2 separate regions of the Homo sapiens genome follow, and region 2 is linked to region 1. A link is an interaction called in ENCODE POLR2A ChIA-PET data of the cell type or tissue named here. Cell type or tissue: GM12878. All regions are shown on one strand. Each heading gives the region's core, and the rest is flanking DNA. Links, peaks and the distances in the headings are about the cores only.

Region 1 (5,325 bases), core at 326-5,325:
CGCAGGAGGAGGAGGGCCGGGGGCCGGGAACCGACCGGTGGGCAGGCGCGGCCGTCAGCCCCGTTTGTTTCTCCCACAGAACACAGATGCGTGGAGTCCGCGAAGATTCGAGCGAAATATCCCGACAGGGTTCCGGTGAGTGGACTCTCCGCCCCCTCACCTCGCTGTCACCTCTGTCGTCTGGGACCCGTGATAGGCCCCAGGCCATTCAACAGTTGACAAGTTGAGGTTCCAGTCCCAGTTACAGTAGCTGACGGGCCAGACCGGGATGAGGCCGCCCAGGGCCGGGGCGTGAGGGGCTCGGGCTGGTGCTGTTCAGGGTGCCTCAGTGCTGAATCTCCCGATCTAGGCCAGCGAGCCGTCTGCAGCCTCGGGGCTCCCTGGCCAATTATGTAAGGAACGATGTTCTAGGACAGGGCAACAGGTCACTGCCACTTTTGGGAATGGTGGTGGAGGGAGACTGTCATTTTGGTCTTGGAAGTGGTACTTGAGTCTCAGGACGTTCATCTTTTACTTTGTCTCCATCTTTACCTAACTTCTAGCTCCGTTATCTCACCTTGACCCTGTCATCCTTGCCTGACCAAAATAATGTGAAAAGCCGCTGAAAACCCCTTCTGCCATATTTTCTTCTTAGTCAATAATAAATATAATGTTATATTTCTTCCATGGTTGGGGAGATAGTTTTGTAATCGTTATTAATTTTTAATGGACATTAAGGCCTGTTATTGTAGCTCTTTGCTTGTGAATAATTTGTCTGGGGAAAGGAGTAGGAGGGACGGATTTGAAACTTGTTCAGAGAGGAGCAACAGGCCAAATGAAGAACTTGGTTCTTGGCTGGCTAAAATTCCAGGCATTCCAATTAGTCCATCCATTCTTGTCTCCTGTGTTCCTTGGGAACACAGTAGTGTTTCCTGTAGTGTGAAGGTGGATCCATTCTGGGGTCCTGGAGTAACGGGCCATGGATGAAACCCTCCCCAGATATTCTTAGGTCTGCCCAGATAAAATGTGGAAAAGCTTAGTGGTAAGGGCTGCATTTCTCTTACATAATTGACCACAGAAAAGCACTTACTGTTTCCCTGTAACACATTTATATCAATTCTTAACCTCCAGAGCGTGTGGTTTATTAAGCCAAAGACATATTTTCTCCTGCTATGCAGTTCCCCACCCACCTCCTTGCCCACACTCTGTTCATCAGCTCCTCAGCCATGTGAGGCCAGAGCCTCGCTTTAGGAAACACAGTCCTGACCTCTCTTTACTTTCCCAGGTGATTGTGGAAAAGGTCTCAGGCTCTCAGATTGTTGACATTGACAAACGGAAGTACTTGGTTCCATCTGATATCACTGTGGCTCAGTTCATGTGGATCATCAGGAAAAGGATCCAGCTTCCTTCTGAAAAGGCGATCTTCCTGTTTGTGGATAAGACAGTCCCACAGTCCAGGTGAGAGGTGTTTACTAGATGGGCCCTCTGGTATTAGACATCTGGTTGGCTGCTTACGGAACTCCAAAACTTTGGAAGTCTGAAAACTCTTAGGGGTCCTGACTAGAAATCTGGATTTTATGCTCCCTGACATCAGGGGCTCCAGGAAAATAATGGCTGCAATACATAAGAGTGCATTTTGGATTCAGAAAATAGAACAAGGCCTGGACTTTTAAAAAAATGATGAAACTCAGCCTAAGATCTCCAAGAATCTTTTAAAACGGTTGAGAACTTATTTAGTCTTAAGCTATAGGTAGAACTGAGGCCTGAAATGAGGTTTTCTTCCCTGAAGGCAGTCCTGGCATGCTCCTCCACTGGGAGCCTGTGGGCCCTGCTGAGGCTCACTCAGTTAATCATCCAGTTTGCTTGCTCCCAAACTTGGTCAACTCTTTGACATTGTAAGAGTCTATAGCTGCCTGATCCTCAAGTCTGACAAAATGACTGCGGCACAGTAAAGGGCTCTGAAGTCTCTTTACAGACTTATACCTCCCTTGGTAGCACTTGCTTTGACTGTCAGACTATTGTGCTGCCTGGAAGCAATCTTTGGGACTGTAACTTGTGGCCTGAATGTAGGCAGAGGCATTAGAATTCCCGTTTTCTGTGTGTTTGACAGCCCAGCTTTAGTCCCCTGTGGAAAAAGGAAAGTGGATGGGCTCCGTCTAACCTCCTGGTCAGTCCTTTCCCGTTACTGAGTGGGTAGTTGTAGGCCCTGATCCAGATTCCAGCCCCCACCTCTCCCCTGAGTGTGAGTTTCTGGCCACATCTTATCTTTGTGACCCAATCTAGGTTTCATTTACCACTCCCAGAAGTAATACTTCTAAAAGTGAAGGCTCTCAGAAGCCCTGGGAACTAGCCCAATGTTGTCCAAATAGGTTCCTGTTGAAAATCCTTGAAGACTCCAGAAGAGGCCTGTGCCAAATTCCAGACCTTATTTCTGTTAAAGGTGGAAAGCTCTGGCCATTTTTTGGTCTGATTTCCTCTTTCCCAGTGTCCTCCACCTCTACTTCCTGGTGTCTGATAGAAAGGCAGGGGAGAAATGGAAGCTCCTTCCCTAAGGCCAGTATTCAACCTGAGGAGACACCCCAGGGCCTGCCCACTGGACGCCATTGGTCTGCCACAGCTGTAGCTCTGGAAGCTGTGGTGTTGCTTGAGGAGATCTTGTCACCCATGGGGCTCTTCTAACCTTCCTTCCCAGGCCTCTGGGCTGTGTCTTCACCAGGGGAGGAAGCCTTGGGCATCCGTGGTTACCCTGGGCTTTCCTTAACGTGTTTGGGGAGGTAATCTTCTTTCATAACATCTGCAACTTCTACAGAGCCTTGGTGACTCTGTGTTTTGTACTTCCTGGAGGTGTTGGCTTAGTGGGAGAAAATAAGTGACTAGGACCTATGGCATTGAGTTTATTTTCCTCAATTCTGATTCTCTGGTTCTTCTCAAAGGAAATGAAGCAGGCTTCTGGAGACCTTAAGATTACTCAGATGGCTCCACAGTAATCTAGCAATTAAAATGGCTACAGGTCTTATCAACTTCCCCTCCCCCGTTATCCCTGAGATAGAAATAGAATTGGAAATGAAAAATGATTTTTCAGGGCAGCAGAGACTGTTTCAAGCCATTTTCTCTCCAAGTCCCATTTGCCTTTCCAGTGTGGTGAGAATCAACCCTAAAGCAGATTACACTGGTAACTCAAGTCAGGATTTTAGGGCCGAGTAGCCAGAAATCCAGCTCCTGACCCTTCAGGATTTAGAGTCACCAGCTAGGGCCCTTTTGCCCAGGCTGTCAGCTCTTTGGCCCCAGTTAATGACTTATCACCCTACACTTAATGCAACTGTTTATTTTGGGGTTTTATTCTCAGAAGTAATTTTTTTTTTGAGACAGAGTCTCACTCTGTTGCCCAGATTGCAGTGCAGTGGTGCAATCTGAGCTCACTACAATCTCTGCCTCCTAGGTTCAAGTGATCCTCTCACCTCAGCCTCCCTAATAACTGGGACAGGACCACAGGTGCATGTCACCACACCGGGCTAAAAATATAAATTTGTTTCTAAACATAAGAGGCGTGTGACATCATTGGGCTTTATGCAATATATAAATCACCCATAAACATAAAAAGTGCTACAGGGTCCTTCCTAAAGCTGGCTGTGATTCAGCTTCACCATCTCTTCCCCAAGACAATTTAGCAGCCTCTTCCTCAGGTCTTTTCAGCTTCCTTAGGGGAGCATGGAGCCTCCCTTAACCTTCATGCAGTGCTTGCTGGCTTCAAAGAGTGGCTGGGGAAATTAGAGAAGGGACGAATTCAGGCCTGCAGGAGCCCTCCCTCTCCGGTGACTGACTGGTCTGCATGAAGATCAATTATGTCTGAGGCTGAAGGGGAGTGAGTTCTCAGTTATTTCTGCCTTGGAGTGGAAAACAGGCGGTCACCATGTAAAGTGTCATGATTTTTATTTAGAGTAGTTAGTATTAAATATTGATTCTATAAATAGAGACAGAGGCAAGTCCCTAAGTTTTACTTCCTAAATTCTAAGTTCTTGTTTCATTTAAAAAAGAGGGAATCACAATGGCCTTTTCCCATTTAGCATTGGAAAGTTGAATTCTCTGCCTAGGTGCCAGCATCAAGAATCAGGCCAAAAACGGAATGGGGAACCATGCCTTTGTTCAGACAGAACTTCAGAAAAAACATCAGTGTACAAGTTTCCTAGTCATGACGTTAGAGGGGAACTCAGACCTGGCAGTGAATGGTCTTTGGTCTTTGTTTGTTTAGAACATAGATAAGAGTCTTGTTAATCCCCTGTTTAAAATAGAAACAGGAGTATATCATTAAATATAATATCTCTAAGATATTATTTTTTATTGTTGTTGAGACAAGGTCTTGCTCTGTCACCCTGGCTGGAGTGCAGTGGCACAGTCATAGCTCACTGCAGCCTTGAACTCCTGGGCTTGAGAAGTCCTCCTACCTCACCAGGTTGGTCTCAAACTCCTGGCTACAGGTGATCCTCCTGCTTTGGCCTCCCAGAGTGCTGGGATTATGGGTGTTACCCACCATGCCTGGCCAGATATTATAACTGACATTGGGAAACCTGTGCTGTTTAAGAATATGGTGTTTATTTGCTTCTGGATCTTAAAGAGATCTTCAGTAAAAGGAAGTTGTGATGTTTTGGAAATGAAAAGTGATTTTCAGGGCAACAGAGACTGCTTCAAGGCCATTTTCTCTCCAAGTCCCATTTGCCTTTCCATTCTGCTGAGAATCCACCCTAAAGCAGATTATACCAGTAACCCAAGTCAGGATTTTAGGACAGAGTAACCAGAAATCCAATTCCTGACCCTTCAGGCCCAATTAATGACTTCTCACCCCACACTTAATCATCCTTTATTTAGAAATGTGCTTAAAGCACTTTGATCATTTCTGGGTAAATACCTCTTTAAGGACAGGACTTTTTTTTTTTTTTTGGAGACGGAGTTTCACTCATGTCGCCCAGGCTAGAGTGCCCAGGCAGTGGCGCGATCTCAGCTCACTGCAACCTCTGCCTCCCAGCTTCAAGCGATTCTCCTGCCTCTGCCCCCTAGTAGCTGGGATTACAGGCGACTGCCACCACGCCCGGCTACTTTTTTTGTATTTTTAGTAGAGACGGGTTTTACCATGTTGGCCAGGCTGGTCTCTTAACTCCTGACCTCAGGTGATTCGCCGACCTTGGCCTCCCAAAGTGCTGGGATTACAGGCGTGAGCCACTGCTCCCGGCCTAGTTGTTCTTTTTATCAGATAAATATGTTCTGTCCTAGGCCGTGTGTGGTGGCGGTCGCCGGTAATCCCAGCTACTCGGGGGCTGAGGCAGGAGAATCGCTTGAAGCTGGGAGGAGGAG
Region 2 (5,376 bases), core at 173-5,172, 160 kb before region 1:
TCAAGACCCTGTCTCAAAATAATAATAATAAAAAAAAATAGTGTTGATTCAAAGTGTGTGTCTGACATTTAATACTGAGAATTGATATTTTACTCAGCTTTTTGTTTTTTTGTTTTGAGACAGAGTCTCGCTCTGTTGCCCAGGCTGGAGTGCAGTGGTACGATCTCGGCTCACTGCAACCTCTGCCTACTGGATTCAAGTGATTCTCCTGCTTCAGCCTCCCAAGTAGCTAGGATTACAGACGTGCACCACCACACCTGGCTAATTTTTTTTATTTTTAGTAGAGACGGGGTTTCATCATGTTGTTCAGGCTGGTCTCGAACTCCTAACCTCAAGCAATCCACCCACCTTCGCCTCCCAGAGTGCTGGGATTACAGGCATGAGCCACCGTGCCAGGCCAGTTTTTTGTTTTAATAACAGAATAAAAGGTAACAGTGATTCCCTGTATATTAACACTTCCAATGAACAGCCTGTATAATTACAAAATTCTTTTCTTTTTCCTGTCTGCGGTTCATTTTGACCACATGCATTGAAATGTAATGTTATGTCTATTAAATCTTTTTTTCCCCCACACCTGTCGATAGAGGTTAAAAGGCCCACACTTGGAAGGGGCAGGTGGCCCCAGTTATACACACACACAGTGCTGTGGTGCTGCAGCCTGAGCCCCGCCGCCACAAAGAGAGGCAGTAGGGTATCTGTCGAATCTTAGTAAAAATTTAGTTATCTTTTATATTTGTTTTTCTAGTAATTCCTTTTTATTGTGTTTTTAGAAAAGTACTGGTCTGCTATAGATTGAAAATTTTAAGTTGGGGTCCTTCACTATAGATAGTAATCTGCTCTAACATTAACTTTACTGAATATGAGAGTTATATCGTGCTACAATGGAGAATGCCCTTGGTCGTAGGAGACACGTGCTAAAGTATTAAAGGCTGATGTGTCACAATGTCTACAAGTAATTCTCAAATGGTTCAGCCAAAACAAAAGAAAAACCCAGATATAGATGGTGAGAGAGAGGCAATACATTAACCAGTGGTGAATCTGGATCATAGGTATGTAGGTGTTTGTTGTAATACTATTCTTGCAACATTTCTATAAGTGTGACATTTTTCAGAAGAAGAAGTTAGAGAGAAAATTTTAATAATAAAAAGTTTTGTTCCATACCATTTGTAAAAGTGATAATGGCCAGGCAGAGTAGTACATCCCTGAAGTCCCAGTTACTTAGGAGGCCAAGGCTGGAGGATCACTTGAGCCCAGGTGTTCAAGACCAGCCTAGGCAACACAGCAAGACCCTTTCTCAAAAAAAAAAAAAAAAAAAAAAAAAAAAAAACCCAAAACAAAAAAACTGATAGTGTCAATTCTTTTCCCTAAATATAGCTTCACTAGATAAATAATTGTTGAAAACATTATTTTTAAGAATAACAATTTTAGGGAAAATTGTATTTTCAGAGAGCCTACAGGTCTAATTAATTACTGCCAATGAAAATCAATGTAACTGCCTATAAAATTATTGATTGGCACTTCCTCTGTTCTCATGCAGCTCTAAATCACAAATCTGCTATTTTCACATAATAAAATTGAAATAAATGGGGGAAGGGAAATTACAGGGATGTGGCTCTTACCTAACAGCCAGGAGACTAACTTGCTCAAGGCATTAAGCCCTTACTTAACCTATGGTAAATAAACCTTATTAATCAATCAGAAAAATATTATTAAGCTAAGAAAATAATATTGAGGCCGGGGACAGTGGCTCATGCCTGTAATCTCAGCACTTTGTGAGGCCAAGGCAGGCGGATCACGAGGTCAGGAGTTCAAGACCAGTCTGGCCAACATGGTGAAACCCTGTCTCTACTAAAACTACAAAAAAAAAGTCCAGGCACGGTGGATCACACCTGTAATCCCAGCACTTTGGGAGGCCGAGGCGGGCGGATCACGAGGTCAGGAGATCGAGACCATCCCGGCTAACATGGTGAAACCCCGTCTCTACTAAAAATATTAAAAAATTAGCCGGGCATGGTGGTGAGCACCTGTAGTCCCAGCTACTCGGGAGGCTGAGACAGGAGAATGGCGTGAACCCAGGAGGTGGAGCTTGCAGTGAGCCGAGACTGTGCCACTGCACTCCAGCCTGGGCGACAGAGCAAGACTCTGTCTCAAAAAAAAAAAAAAAAAAGAAAAAAAAAGGCCAGGAGTGGCAGCTCATGCCTGTAATCCTAGCACTTTGGGAGGCCAAGGCGGGTGGATCACCTGAGGTCAGGAGTTCAAGACCAGCCTGGCCAACATGGCGAAACCCCATCTCTACTAAAAACACAAAAATAACAGGGCATGGTTGCACAGGCTTGCAATCCCATCTACTTGGGAGGCTGAGGAAGGAGAATCACTTGAACCTGGGAGGTGGAGGTCGCAATGAGCCGAGATCGCACCCTGTACTCCAGCCTGCACAACGGGAGCGAGACTCCATCTAAAAAAAAACAAAAACAAAACAAAAAAACTACAAAAGAATTAGCTGGGTATGGTGGCGTGTGCCTGTAATCCCAGCTACTCGGGAGGCTGAAGTAGGAGAATTGCTTGAACTGGGACCCGGGAGGCAGAGGTTGCAGGGAGCCGAGATCACGCCACTGCATTCCATCCTGGGCTACAGAGCAAGACTCCGTCTCAGAAAAAGAAAATAATATTGAAACCAAATTTCTCTCCTTGTATTTTCAATTATTATCTGATTTCTGAGACTTCAATGGGGCTCATATTGCAGTCAAGGAGAGTAATAAAGGGAGACATGACTTACCAAAAGTCACAAAACATGGCAATGATCAAGTGGAACAAAATACTTAACTCATATTCCCTTGCTTCTGTTCAGCTGAGCACTTCGTAAAGCTCAAAAACTACACTGCTATATGTGAAAGGACCTTTCTCATACTCCCTGGTAATTTATAGAGCCAGTTTTCCTTGAGTTCAAGTATAACTCTCCCAAAATATTATGATGGATTGAAAAGAGGATAGATGGCTAACACCAGTTAGAGAGAGACGCTCATTTTTGAAAATGCTAGTTTCAAAGTTTTTGAAGGTTCTCTTACCTTACTTCTTCACCAGCAAAATCAAACACCTTGGTGATTTTAACTTTTTCTGTTTCTTTAGGTTTCTCTAGCTCTTCTGCTTTTACCAACAATTTACTTGAACTTGTCTCTTCAGTCTCCTCTCCTTTCTATAAAAAAAACAAGAAATGTAATGTTTCACCAAAAGATGAACCATATTGTTTACAGATACTTTTTATTTTTTTTTCTTTGAGATAGCGTCTCACTCTGTAGCCCAAGCTGGAGTGCAGTAACACAATCTTGGCTCACTGCAACCTCCCCACCTCCCAGGTTAAAGCGATTCTCCTTGCTTCAGCGTCCAAAGTAGCTGGGATTACAGGCAACCGCCACCACACCCAGCTAATTTTTGTATTTTTAGTAGAGACAGGATTTCGCCATGTTGGCCAGGCTGGTCTCGAACTCCTGACCTCAAATGATCCACCTGCCTCAGCCTCCCAAAGTGCAGGGATTGTTGGTGTGTGGCACTGCAGTCAGCCTATAGCTACTCTTAAATGTTTCATCTCTAACCAGTTAAAGGCCTATTGGAAACTTACATGATTAGAGAAGCTTATTCTCCTACCACAGGAAATGCTTTGCTTTTCACTTAGTACAATTGTTATCAAAAGGCATCTGGTCGATTTCCGTAGGCTTCAAATCTCAGTAATGTAGGGTATTTCTGGAGAGGCATTCACCTCACTAATGTCTCAACTTACCTTAACTTGTGTACTTGGGGGCACTTTTGATTTTGGTCCCACATCATTGAGGAAGCTGGCCCAGAGTTCGTCCTCCTTCTTTTTCCTGGCATCCTCTGATCCAATGCCTTTTTCCTGCTCTGCAGCGTCATCTTCCTCCTCACTACTGCTTCCCTCAGATTCTGAATTGGCATCCTCCTCTTCCTCTTCTTCTAATGAGAGGCCACCTTGTCTTCTCTTCCTAATCACCAGCAGTCACAGGAAAAAGGAAAGACAGCACAAAACGATTTCAGTTATCCCTCTCCCAATCCCAAAGGTAATCTTATAAACCCAAGAACACTTTAAATTCTGGGACTACTGGTTAATATACTGAAGTGAGTAGAAGAGTTAAGCTGAAATTTTATAGAAGAAAAAAAAAGAATTGAAAAAAAAAAAAACTGAGCTCTTAGTGCTAACTTTTCTCCAATCACTTAAAATCAAAGTATAGCGTTCTCCTTCTAAATCAGGACCAGCTGTTTTCACAAAGAAAACATCCAAATCACCTAATCACAGAATTAATCTATCCAGAAAGAATATTCTAAGAACATATTATATGTGCCAGACATTGTTGACTTTTTAAAGCTACTCCATTTGTAGAACAAGTTCTATTTAGAAGAGCCTCAACTTTATTTGCACTATTTCTTCCAAGAGTTCTCAAGGAAAAAGAAAAAAATCCATGTTTCTTCCCACTTTCGGAAGAACTGAGAGCTGGAACATAGAAAAATTCAAGGACAGGCCAGGCGCAGTGGCTCACACCTGTAATCCCAGCACTCTGGGAGGCCAAGGCCCACACAGAGATTCCACTACCTTTTTTCTCTTTTACTTCATATAAACTTTCATCACAACAAGATGAGAAAATTAGCCGGGCATGTTGGTGGGTGCCTATAATCCAGCCACTCGGAGGCTGAGGCAGGGAACTGAACCCAGGAGGCGGAGGTTGCATTGAGCAGAGATCACGCCACTGCACTCCAGCCTAGGCAACAGGGCGAGACTCTGTCTCAAAAAAAAAAAAAAAAAAAAAAAATTCAAGGACAAAAAAACTGGGCCCAAGACTTATAAGAGTATATTGCTTCTTAGACTATTTTGACTTTAGGTGAATCAATCTAATATCTACATTCTTTTTTCTTTTTCATAAATGATAATCTGCTTTTTGCTTCAATGCCCAGGAAGACAGAAACACCCAAGTGAGGTAAAAGACTTCTATGGAAGATGCCCTTATCTAAGTTAAATAACCTGTCAGAATTTTCATAATTTTCATGGGAAAAGAAGCCCATACCAGGCCTATGCCAGGCAATGGGCTAATATCTGTATTTTTAAAATTTAATTGCATATATAACCTTAGATCAAACAATTCCACTTCTAAATGTTACATTTACAGATATATTTATACATGTATACATTATATACATTTATATATTTATGTATACTTTGTATACATGTATACAAAGAATATTCACTGCACTCTTCTTTGTTGTAGTAAAGACTAGATACAATCTAAACATCCCTCGATACAGGAAAGCCTAAATAAAGTAAGGCCTATTCACATAACGTAATACTATGAAAAGGAGGAGATACTGCCATGG

What was found. ChIA-PET counts read pairs that join two places held together with the same protein. Peaks named below come from ENCODE experiments on the same cell type or tissue, not always from the same donor. Only the 100,000 strongest peaks of a DNase experiment are listed, where the experiment ranks them.
Region 2: POLR2A ChIA-PET joins it to region 1 with 15 read pairs; 6 of 35 experiments call an interaction of 5 or more read pairs at or near these places.

The regions. Positions count from the first base shown.
Region 1 is chr16:75,566,773-75,572,097 of GRCh38, forward strand. GABARAPL2 (GABA type A receptor associated protein like 2) reads left to right here. Exons shown (of 4, transcript NM_007285.7): 2 at 80-135; 3 at 1,265-1,437. Among named protein-coding and RNA genes, the nearest start is that of GABARAPL2, 3.1 kb to the left of the region's middle. RefSeq lists a silencer at 1-79 and enhancers at 69-822, 2,623-2,722. In GM12878, for the core only: no CTCF peak of the experiment used is centred there; no DNase peak of the experiment used is centred there; H3K4me3 peaks cover 4,167 bases; H3K27ac peaks cover 3,855 bases.
Region 2 is chr16:75,408,760-75,414,135 of GRCh38, forward strand. It overlaps CFDP1 (craniofacial development protein 1), which reads right to left. Exons shown (of 7, transcript NM_006324.3): 3 at 3,776-3,995; 4 at 3,066-3,193. It overlaps LOC124900382 (small nucleolar RNA SNORA76), which reads right to left and starts at 707; the gene lies at 573-707. In GM12878, for the core only: no CTCF peak of the experiment used is centred there; no DNase peak of the experiment used is centred there.